2 separate regions of the Homo sapiens genome follow, and region 1 is linked to region 2. The links are chromatin contacts, found by Hi-C or POLR2A ChIA-PET in ENCODE. All regions are on one chromosome and are shown on one strand. The core of a region is the stretch at or near the end of the contact, and the rest is flanking DNA. Distances in the headings are between cores, read along the strand shown. Region 1 holds the start of NDUFV2 (NADH:ubiquinone oxidoreductase core subunit V2). Region 2 has its middle 27 kb from the start of LINC02856.

The links. Hi-C counts contacts between places; a loop is a spot of excess contacts on that map. ChIA-PET counts read pairs that join two places held with the same protein, here RNA polymerase II (POLR2A). Pooled maps may share reads with other maps.
Region 1: a map with no recorded cell type shows a loop between it and region 2 (8-fold over the local background). The contact joins the promoter of NDUFV2 here to the enhancer-like site in region 2. A Hi-C loop is called at or near these places in 3 of 37 single-sample maps with no recorded cell type and 4 of 50 pooled maps. POLR2A ChIA-PET finds 5 or more read pairs at or near these places in 1 of 52 experiments (activated T-cell).

The regions. Positions count from the first base shown.
Region 1 is chr18:9,099,704-9,104,240 of GRCh38, forward strand. It overlaps NDUFV2 (NADH:ubiquinone oxidoreductase core subunit V2), which reads left to right and starts at 2,996. Exons shown (of 8, transcript NM_021074.5): 1 at 2,996-3,094. The coding sequence starts at 3,041. RefSeq lists a silencer at 2,724-3,083 and an enhancer at 3,356-4,065.
Region 2 is chr18:9,670,994-9,675,266 of GRCh38, forward strand. No RefSeq gene overlaps it. Among named protein-coding and RNA genes, the nearest start is that of LINC02856, 27 kb to the left of the region's middle. RefSeq lists an enhancer at 2,408-2,457. Within about 2 kb of position 2,383, at least 16 of the 41 ENCODE cell types and tissues checked have a DNase peak (open chromatin) inside an H3K27ac peak, as active enhancers do.

The DNA.
Region 1 (4,537 bases), core at 1,746-4,245, 570 kb before region 2:
TAGAAAGTTTATTTTGCCAAGCTTAAGGACGCACCCTGACATAGCCTCAGGAGGTCCTGCCGACCTGTGCCCAAGGTGGTTGGGGTACATCTTGCTTTTATACATTTTAGGGAGACATGAGACATCAATCAATATGTGTAAGATGTACATCTGTTCACTTCGGTAAGGCGAGACAACTTGAGGGAGAGCTTCCAAATCCTAAGTAGATAAGAGACAGAAGGTTGCATTCTTTTGAGTCCTTGATCAGCCCTCCACTGAATACAAAATTTAGTCTGGCTCAGTGCATTTGCATTTTTACATGAACAATAGGGCAGAGAAAGCAATCAGATATGCTCTTGTCTCACGCAAGCCTCAGAGGGATGACATCGAGATCTGTCTGTACTTTGTCCGTAAGGAATTTTCTTGTGGGCAAATTGTGAGGGAGGTATGTAGCTTTTTATCTTTGTAGCTATCTTATTTAGGAAAAAAATGGGAGGTAGGTTTACCTGACATAGTTCCCAGCTTGTCTTTTCCCTTGGCTTAGTGATTTGGGGGTCCCGAGATTTATTTTCCTTTCACATTCTCCTAATAAAGCCATGAGGAAGGTACCATTATTAAACCAAAGCCCAGAGAGACTAACTTGCCTAAAGTCACGCAGCTAGAAAGCAGCAGCTGAACCCCCGTAGTCTGATTCTAGAGTATTCCCTCTTAACCACTATGTCTTGTAAGCCAATGAGACAAGAAGGCTGCTGGAGGAACATCTGGGACACTTTAGAGGTAAGAGTTCTTTTTCTTCTTTGGAATGTTGTCATTTGTACATGATACTTGGAACTGCTGCAGATATCTTGTGTCTATAATAGGAGTCACGGCTGAGTATGTTGGAGTAAAAAGATGGAAGCCACTAAACATTTTGAAGACATCCTTGAGCAAGGTTGAATTAACTAACCTTGGAGCTACTCTACCTCTGGAATTGTTTTTCATGTGAGAAAATGAACCCAGTATCCTTTAATCTACTTGTTAGAACTCCTGTTACTTGTAGCGAAAAGCACTCTCACCGATACACATAGAAACAAGCATAATTCTGACCTAAGACAAATAGAAATGAGCATAATTCTAACCCTTTTAGGTAGGCAGAATATTTGCACTATGGGCAAGATTTTCATTCAGACAACAAATATTTATTGAATGCCTTCTACTTGCCAAGTATAGTGCAAGTTGCTGAACCAAACAATATAGGAAGGGCAGGTTTCTCCATCCATGGAGGTTATAATCTGGTCGTAAATGTAGTAGTGAAAGTGCGGGCAGGCATATTTTGGGACGGTATCTTGAGGACTAATCTGGATTGGGAGTCAGAGAATGCCCTAATAAAATCCAGTAAAAGCATGCATTACAGATTCAAAAAGAATCCATATAATGTCTATCTCATCCATCAAGTATTTGTGACATGTTTTGGCTTTAGTTGTATAAGAACAGTAAGTATGTGCACAATAGTGTTAGGTGTATAAGTATTTTTATTTTTTATTTTTTATTTTTGAGACGGAGTCTCGCTCCGTCGCCCAGGCTGGAGTGCAGTGGCGCGATCTCGGCTCACTGCAAGCTCCGCCTCCCGGGTTCACGCCATTCCCCTGCCTCAGCCTCCCGAGTAGCTGGGACTACAGGCGCCTGCCACCATGCCCGGCTAATGTCTTGTATTTTCAGTAGAGACGGGGTTTCACCGTATTAGCCAGGATGGTCTCGATCTCCTGACCTCGTGATCTGCCCACCTCAGCCTCCCAAAGTGCTGGGATTACAGGCGTGAGCCACGCGCCCGGCCAGGTGTATAAGTATTTAGGTAACTTTATAACAAAATACATTTACATTAAGGGCCAGACTGTCTTTTCCTTTTAAAGGGAAATACTGAAGCTAATTTAGGAGAGGCAAACTAACATAAAATATAAGGCAAAGGAGTGGGAACCAAGGCATTTGGTATCTATTTCTAGCTCACTGGGCAGCAGTCCTCTGTGTCTTGAATTCTGTGATTTGCGAAATATGATTCATAGGGGTTGCAATGGAATATTTCTGAGTTTTTAAACTAATGAGGGATAAATTTTTAAAATCCCTGTGCTGCTGTGAATGTTCTAGAAATTATTCACAAGTTTATTATAGCAAAGAAAATGGGCAAAAGGAAGGGGGTGGGTACAGGACGTGACACTCCAGAAAAGAAGGCAGTGACGTAAAAAATCAAGAGGAAGTCCACACCAGGAAATAGTGCTGTGCACATTAGAGCTGTTACTGAATAAATACTTGTTGGAATTTCCAGAGATAACCAAACAAACATGAAGAAGGAAGTGGGTTTTTTTTTCAGCTTTATTATGGAAAATATCTAATATGTACAAAAGTACCGAGAATAGTAAATAAGAACGACCATGCAGCTTCTATGGCCTTACTTAACGGCCAACTTGCTTTATTTTTCACCTCCCGCTCCCCACTATTCTCAAGCAAATTCCAGACATCATACCATTTAACCCCTAAATATGTCGCACATATCTCTAATGCAAAAGATTGGGAACCAAGACATTTGGTGTCTATGGCTAGCACACTGGATAGCAGCCCTCTGTGTCTTGAATTCGTAACATGTAGAATAAGATTTATAGTGGGTTGCAACCCGACTTTATTTTTAACTAACAGCAATATAAGAGGAGGTGGCTAATCCTCACAAGGCTCTCCATGAGGGAAGCTCACCCCTATAAATCCAGGCGGGCGCTTCGTTACCCAGGAGCCCAAGGTGCAGCTCCGGGACGCTTCTTTTCAAGGCCGGGACCCCTGCAGCGGCCCGTAGGACACCTCCCTTTCCGAGCACGGACTGGTCCCCGCCCCTCCCCCGGGAAGTCTCCGCCCACAGGGCCCCAGCAGCCCCCGCGCGCCCTCGCTCCCTCCCGTCAGCCCCCGCCCCTCGGCGAAGGGAGCGGCGTGCCGTCCGGGTCGCCTAGGCCTGGGGTCGGGAGCGCGCACGCTGTGCGCCCTGGGCGCGCTCGGGATTCTCGCCTGGCGCGGCTGGGGAAGGTGAACAGTGTGGCCCGCCATGTTCTTCTCCGCGGCGCTCCGGGCCCGGGCGGCTGGCCTCACCGCCCACTGGGTAAGGAGGCTCAAGCTGAGCCCGGCGCTGCCGCCGCCCTTCTCTTGCTCTCCGTGTCTCCCTTAGTTTTGGGCGCAGGAGAGCCCTGGGCTCTGCACGGGCCTGCAGGCGGCGGCAAGGACACTGCGGCCTTAGCCCTCTTAGGGAGGCCGCTGCAGCCCCACCGTGAGAAGCCCCGAGGGAGGGTTGCCATACTGGGAAGTGTACTCCTAGTTTGGTCGAGGAGGACAGAAAAGAGGGGCTGCTTGGTGATATATATATATATGTTTGTTTGTTTTTGCTGTTTTGCTGTAGCGCAGAATCTAGGCCTGCTCTGGCCAGATCAGTTTCGAAGACCGTCGCTCCGAAGGAGGCACCTCTCGTTTCAAGCCTAGTGACCTCGATGCTTTTAGGTTGCAGCATACTGGAGAGCTCTGGCTTGCTTCGTGAAGGCTTAGGGAGAACTTCATTAGGGCTGGAAAAGGGTGGCCAATGTTTGATTTACTGCAGTTGTGCTTTGCATATCGGAAATGCTGGCTAAATAAACGGTATCAAACTAACTCTGAAAGAACGGCGCCGCAAATAACAGCACCCAATTAAAGAACCACAGGATTTTAGAGATTAAATGATCTTTTTGAGATCCAAGTACATCTCATGGTAGGCAAGGAAATTGAATTGCAGAGAAGTTGAAACACTCCTTCACGTTAATCTAAAAATGCAGATTTCCAGAAATGTCGATTATAACAACAGGGCCTGTTACACAAGTAATACTGGAAAGAAGCCTTAGTTTTGTTTGTTTTCTAAGAGTGAAATAGGTTAAGTCAGTTCTCAGCAAGAGGGAGCTAGTGTATATTCATTGAGAATGAATTCAGGGCTTTAGAGTTAGACTCGAGTTTGGATGTTAGCTTAACTGCCTTTTGTGGCTCTATGACTTTGTGCTGTTAATCTTCCTCAGTTTCTTCAGTTGTAAAATGGGAATATTCCTTTTTGCAGAGTTCAGTCTTTCAATAAACATTTGAAGTCTTACTGTACGTCATGCACTGCTGAGCTCTAGTTAACAGTGTGGATAATAATGATAGTCATTTGATAACTGTTTTCTGTATGCCAAGCACCGAGTTAAATATCTACATTCCACATCTCATTTTTGAGGCTGGTATTACTTTTTCCTCATATTACAGATAAGGAAAAGATTTAGACAGTTCCCGTTCTTTTGGAATTGATAGTCTCATGTAAGAGGAACTTTAAGGTTGAGACAATGTAAAAGTACAGTGTTAGAGAGATGAATAGGGTCATCCAATGTGGTTTCAAGGTGCATAAGATTTTTCCTGAAGGTAATACTAACAGATTGGGCATGGGGTCCGAGGGTATTCTAGGTGGAAAGGACAACTTAAAGTCTTGTTGGCAAGAAAAAGATCGGTATGTATGAGAAGCCACCCTCTGCTGTTGGAGGTAAGGTGTGTTCCC
Region 2 (4,273 bases), core at 1,133-3,632:
AAATTAAATATTTCATGGTTTTTATTTTGTAATTTTATATTTATATCTTTTCCCTCTTACATCATATAGCTTGGTTCCTAATAAAATTAACTTAATTATTTCATATGTAGAGATAAAGATAAATAGATTACGTGTCCATGTGTGTGTGTGAGCACACATGAATGTATATAATGGTGGCTTAATAATGTGTCAATTTGGTTAAACAGAACTACATTTTCCAGAATTCCCTTCCTGGTAGACGTTTGGTTAGAGTTGGACACAGGGAAATTTGTGAGATTTGAAAGGCAGCAGTCAAGAAGTAGCAGTGCTCACCCTCTGAATGTTGGGCTAGGCTAGGCCCTGTTGGAACTCATGGCATGTGCAGGCCTGCCGGCTCCTCTGTTGTGCAGACAGAGTCCGGAGGCAGAATCCTCCAGGCCCCATGTGATCTCTTCCTGCAGCTTCTCCAAGTTCTGGGCCAGGTGTGAAGACAGGAGAGGTAGCAGTGGGGTGAGGCAAGGGAATTTCTGCTCGGCCCCATTTCACATGCATTTTTCCTTCCTGACCACGGCCTTATGACTTCAGGCTCAGTGTCAGGCGTAAAGAGCCAAACGGAGGCTGTCTAGCCAGCTCCCACAACTGTGTAATGTCAAATCCCTTTAGGAATCCTTCATGCTCTATTATTTCTAGCGATTCTGCTTCTCTGATTGCATCCTGGCTAGTATTTACGTATATACATCATACATACAATGTGTATATCTTTCTGTGTGTATGAAATAATTTTAAAATATCAATACTAACATTACTACTAATATCAACATAATTTAAGATTTCCTTGTGATTCTTTTTGTCTCCAACACAATATATTTAGATAAAACATCTTTCCTCCCTGATCTGAAATGTTGCTTATGTCTTATACTAAATTTCTATATTTCTTTTGGTCTAGTCTGGACATGATGTTCCAGATGATCTTCTTTTTATTCATTTTTTTTTTTTAAAGGCAGCATCTCACTCTGTTGCCCAGGTTGGAGTGTGGTAGCACAGTCATGGTTCGCTGCAGCCTTGAACTCCTGGACTCAAGTGATACTCCCTCCTTAGCCTCCCAAGTAGCTGGGACTACAGGTGCATGCCACCATGCTTGGCTGATTTTCGTATTCAAGTGTCAGTACCACACAATTTTAATCACTGTAGCTTTAAAATATATTAAAATATCTGATAGGGCCACTCTCCTCTTATACCATTTTTTTAAGATTTTGTCTGACCTTTATTGTTTGTTTGTCCTTCCTATGAAATTTAGAATTCATCAGTTTACTTTTAAAAATCCTGTTGATAGTTTTATTGGTAACATCAGTTTTGATCACTTATATTTTCTTAGAAAATTATCTATTCCACACACAGTAAATGTTTTTTTCACCAAAATCTCACTTATTAACTTACTGTTTAACAACAAATGTATGTTGACTCTCCTCTTGTTTTCTTGGTAACATTTGTACACAAATTGTCTATTTTCTTCAGCGAACCAGCTCTTGGATTTGTCTACCAAATGTGTTGTTTTATGTTTTCTAATTTATCCATTTTTTGCTCTTGACTTTATAATTTTTTCCCTTTGTTCCTTTTAGGAAAAAATAAATTAGAAGAAAAAAATCATTGTATATAAGAAATACCTGTTTTCAATGTAAATGAAGGTTTTATTTTTCATTTATTCACTGAATAATTTTTAAAGCCTCCATGTTCTGAATTTGGTACTAGCCAGTAAGAAAATAAAAATATCCTTTATATAGGGAAATAGAAATCATTCCAGCATATAAATGCTATCAGAGTCTCAGGAATGCTTTTCTGGAACATTCCAAAGCTGAATTGGCAGGCTCTGGCTTTTCTCTGGCTCGCATCCTCACCACCTGGATGGTTTCCCTAGTTATGATCTCCCTACCCATAATGGAACAAGAGTTCTTAGAACTGGGGTCGGCTGGGCACAGTGGCTCACGCCTGTAATCCCGTAATCCCAGCACTTTGGGAGGCTGAGGCATGGGGATCATGAGGTCAAGAGATGGAGACCATTCTGGCCAACATGGTGAAACCTGGTCTCTACTAAAAATACAAAAATCAGCCAGGTGTGGTGGCACACACCTGTAGTTCCAGCTACTCGGGAGGCTGAGGCAGGAGAATCGCTTGAACCCGGGAGGCGAAGTTTGCAGTGAGCCGAGATGGCGCCGCTGCACTTCAGCCTGGTGACAGAGTGAGACTCTGTCTCAAAAAAAAAAAAAAAAAAAAAGAGAGCTGGGGTTAATCATTCACCTGCATTGACCTGAGATGCCTTAGTCATGGTTAGTTCTCCCACACTTGTTCTTCAGAAACCTCTGAAACCACACCCTTGTGAGGTAAGAGGCCTTCCAGTCAACAAGTCATGCAGTTCTCTAGCTACCAGGGAAACCTGATTAGATACTAATAACAGGAACCTCTCGGCCAGATGGCATCCACTCACCTCTGTGCAGGGGTCAGGCATTTTAGTGTGCACTTCCTCAAACAGTCTAACCATTTCTCTTATGTGTTGTGCATGGTGTCAACCAGAACGAAAACTTCCCACTCTACAAGTGTATAAGGCAGTAAAAGATGCTGCTTTCACCTATGAGTTTCTGTAGCACACATGCTTCCTCTTCATGGCTTGATACCAGCACGGTGGATCCCACAAGGGCGTTTTAGCTTAGAGTCACTGCCCTCTAATGTTAGAGGTTAGAAATCACCCAGAGGCTGGTCCAACCTCTTTGCAAAGAGCAGATTGCTCAAGGACACAGGCATCTGGGAGAAGAGGGTGGTTACACACCCTTATTCCCAACACTTGCCATTCCCATCATGCCCCATATTTCTCATCTGTCAAAAACAGGAAGCAATAGCGTTATTGAATACTATTAGTGTGAGTACTAAAGAAGAAAATATATAATGTGCTTAGTGCAGTCACTATACAAAATTTAGGAAGTGTAGGCTTAAAAAATATTTTATTAAAAATGAGGTTTCACTGTGTTGCTCAGGTTGCACTAGAATTTCTGGGCTCAAGGGATCCTCCCACCTCAGCCTCCCACGTAGCCGGGACTCCAGGCACAACACCATGCCCTGCAGTGTAGGCTTACATTTTAAAAAACGTTTCATCTGGAATCTTCAACACTTCAATAGTCATGGTGTCCCTGTGTTCCTAGAACCAGATGGTAAAGAAAATAGAACAGTCTTGGGTTGCAAAAATTTAGGTATTTATCTCAGAAAACCAATGAGCTGGCTACATTTTTTTCTGCCTAAAAAATGTTCAGAGGTAGCAATCTGGCTGTAATCAGAGATGTATTTCATAGCAAACTTAGAGTTTTTACTTGGATATCATGTTAACTTGCATAGCATCTAAAACAGCACAGATTTTTATTCAATTTGCATAATATTGAGAAAAAGGTCAACTTTCCATACAAAAAATATCATTTTTGTGGATTACCGCTGGGAGGTGCTATGAAGGTAACAGGGTAGTTAAAGCCCTCTCTGGAATTCTTTTCTTCCACTACTGAACATCTTTGTGGTTTCTCTTAAAACAATTCAAAGCAGCAAACGTTTTTAACCAAAGCTTTAAATAAATTAAGCCCTGGGCCATTTTACAACTTATTTTCTACTCTCCCGCCTTCCAGCATGAGCTTAACAAGAAAATTTCAGTATCGAGTTCATAGAGTTTTTACCGTGGTGTATCCTCTGGTGACCTTTCAGTATTCATCTGACATTAAGCAATTGGAAGTCCTTGTCTGAACCAAGGATCGGTGGACTTTTTGGCACCAGGAGTTTTCCTCTTCAAAAATAATAGATGGGGCCACGGTCTATTGAAAATACATGGGGAAAAATGAAGTCCCCCTAAAAATGAGAATGTTAGATGCTAAAAAGAGATAAAAAAAACCTATCCAGATATGATAGGAAATAGTACTGGCTAAGGAGGACTTGAAATAGCTTTTGACTACCATCTTCTGCTCCTTAAACTGGTTACCCAGTGTGGCTCACCCCGATGTCGTTTGAATATCCTCTTTTTCCACATAGATGAGACTCCAAAAGAATGTGCAGTGAATGGACAATGCCTGTGCCTCTGCTTATGTTGAGACAATGACCAATGTTGGTTGCTTGTATTTGGAGCACAGTGAGGAGTGGGCAGTGGATTTGGCAGACGTAGCGCAATTTGTTTATCCATTCACCTGTTGAATTTGGGTTGTTTCCCATTCGGGGCAATTAGAAATAGAGTGCTCTGAGCATGTGCGTTTGTTTCTCTTGATAAATACCT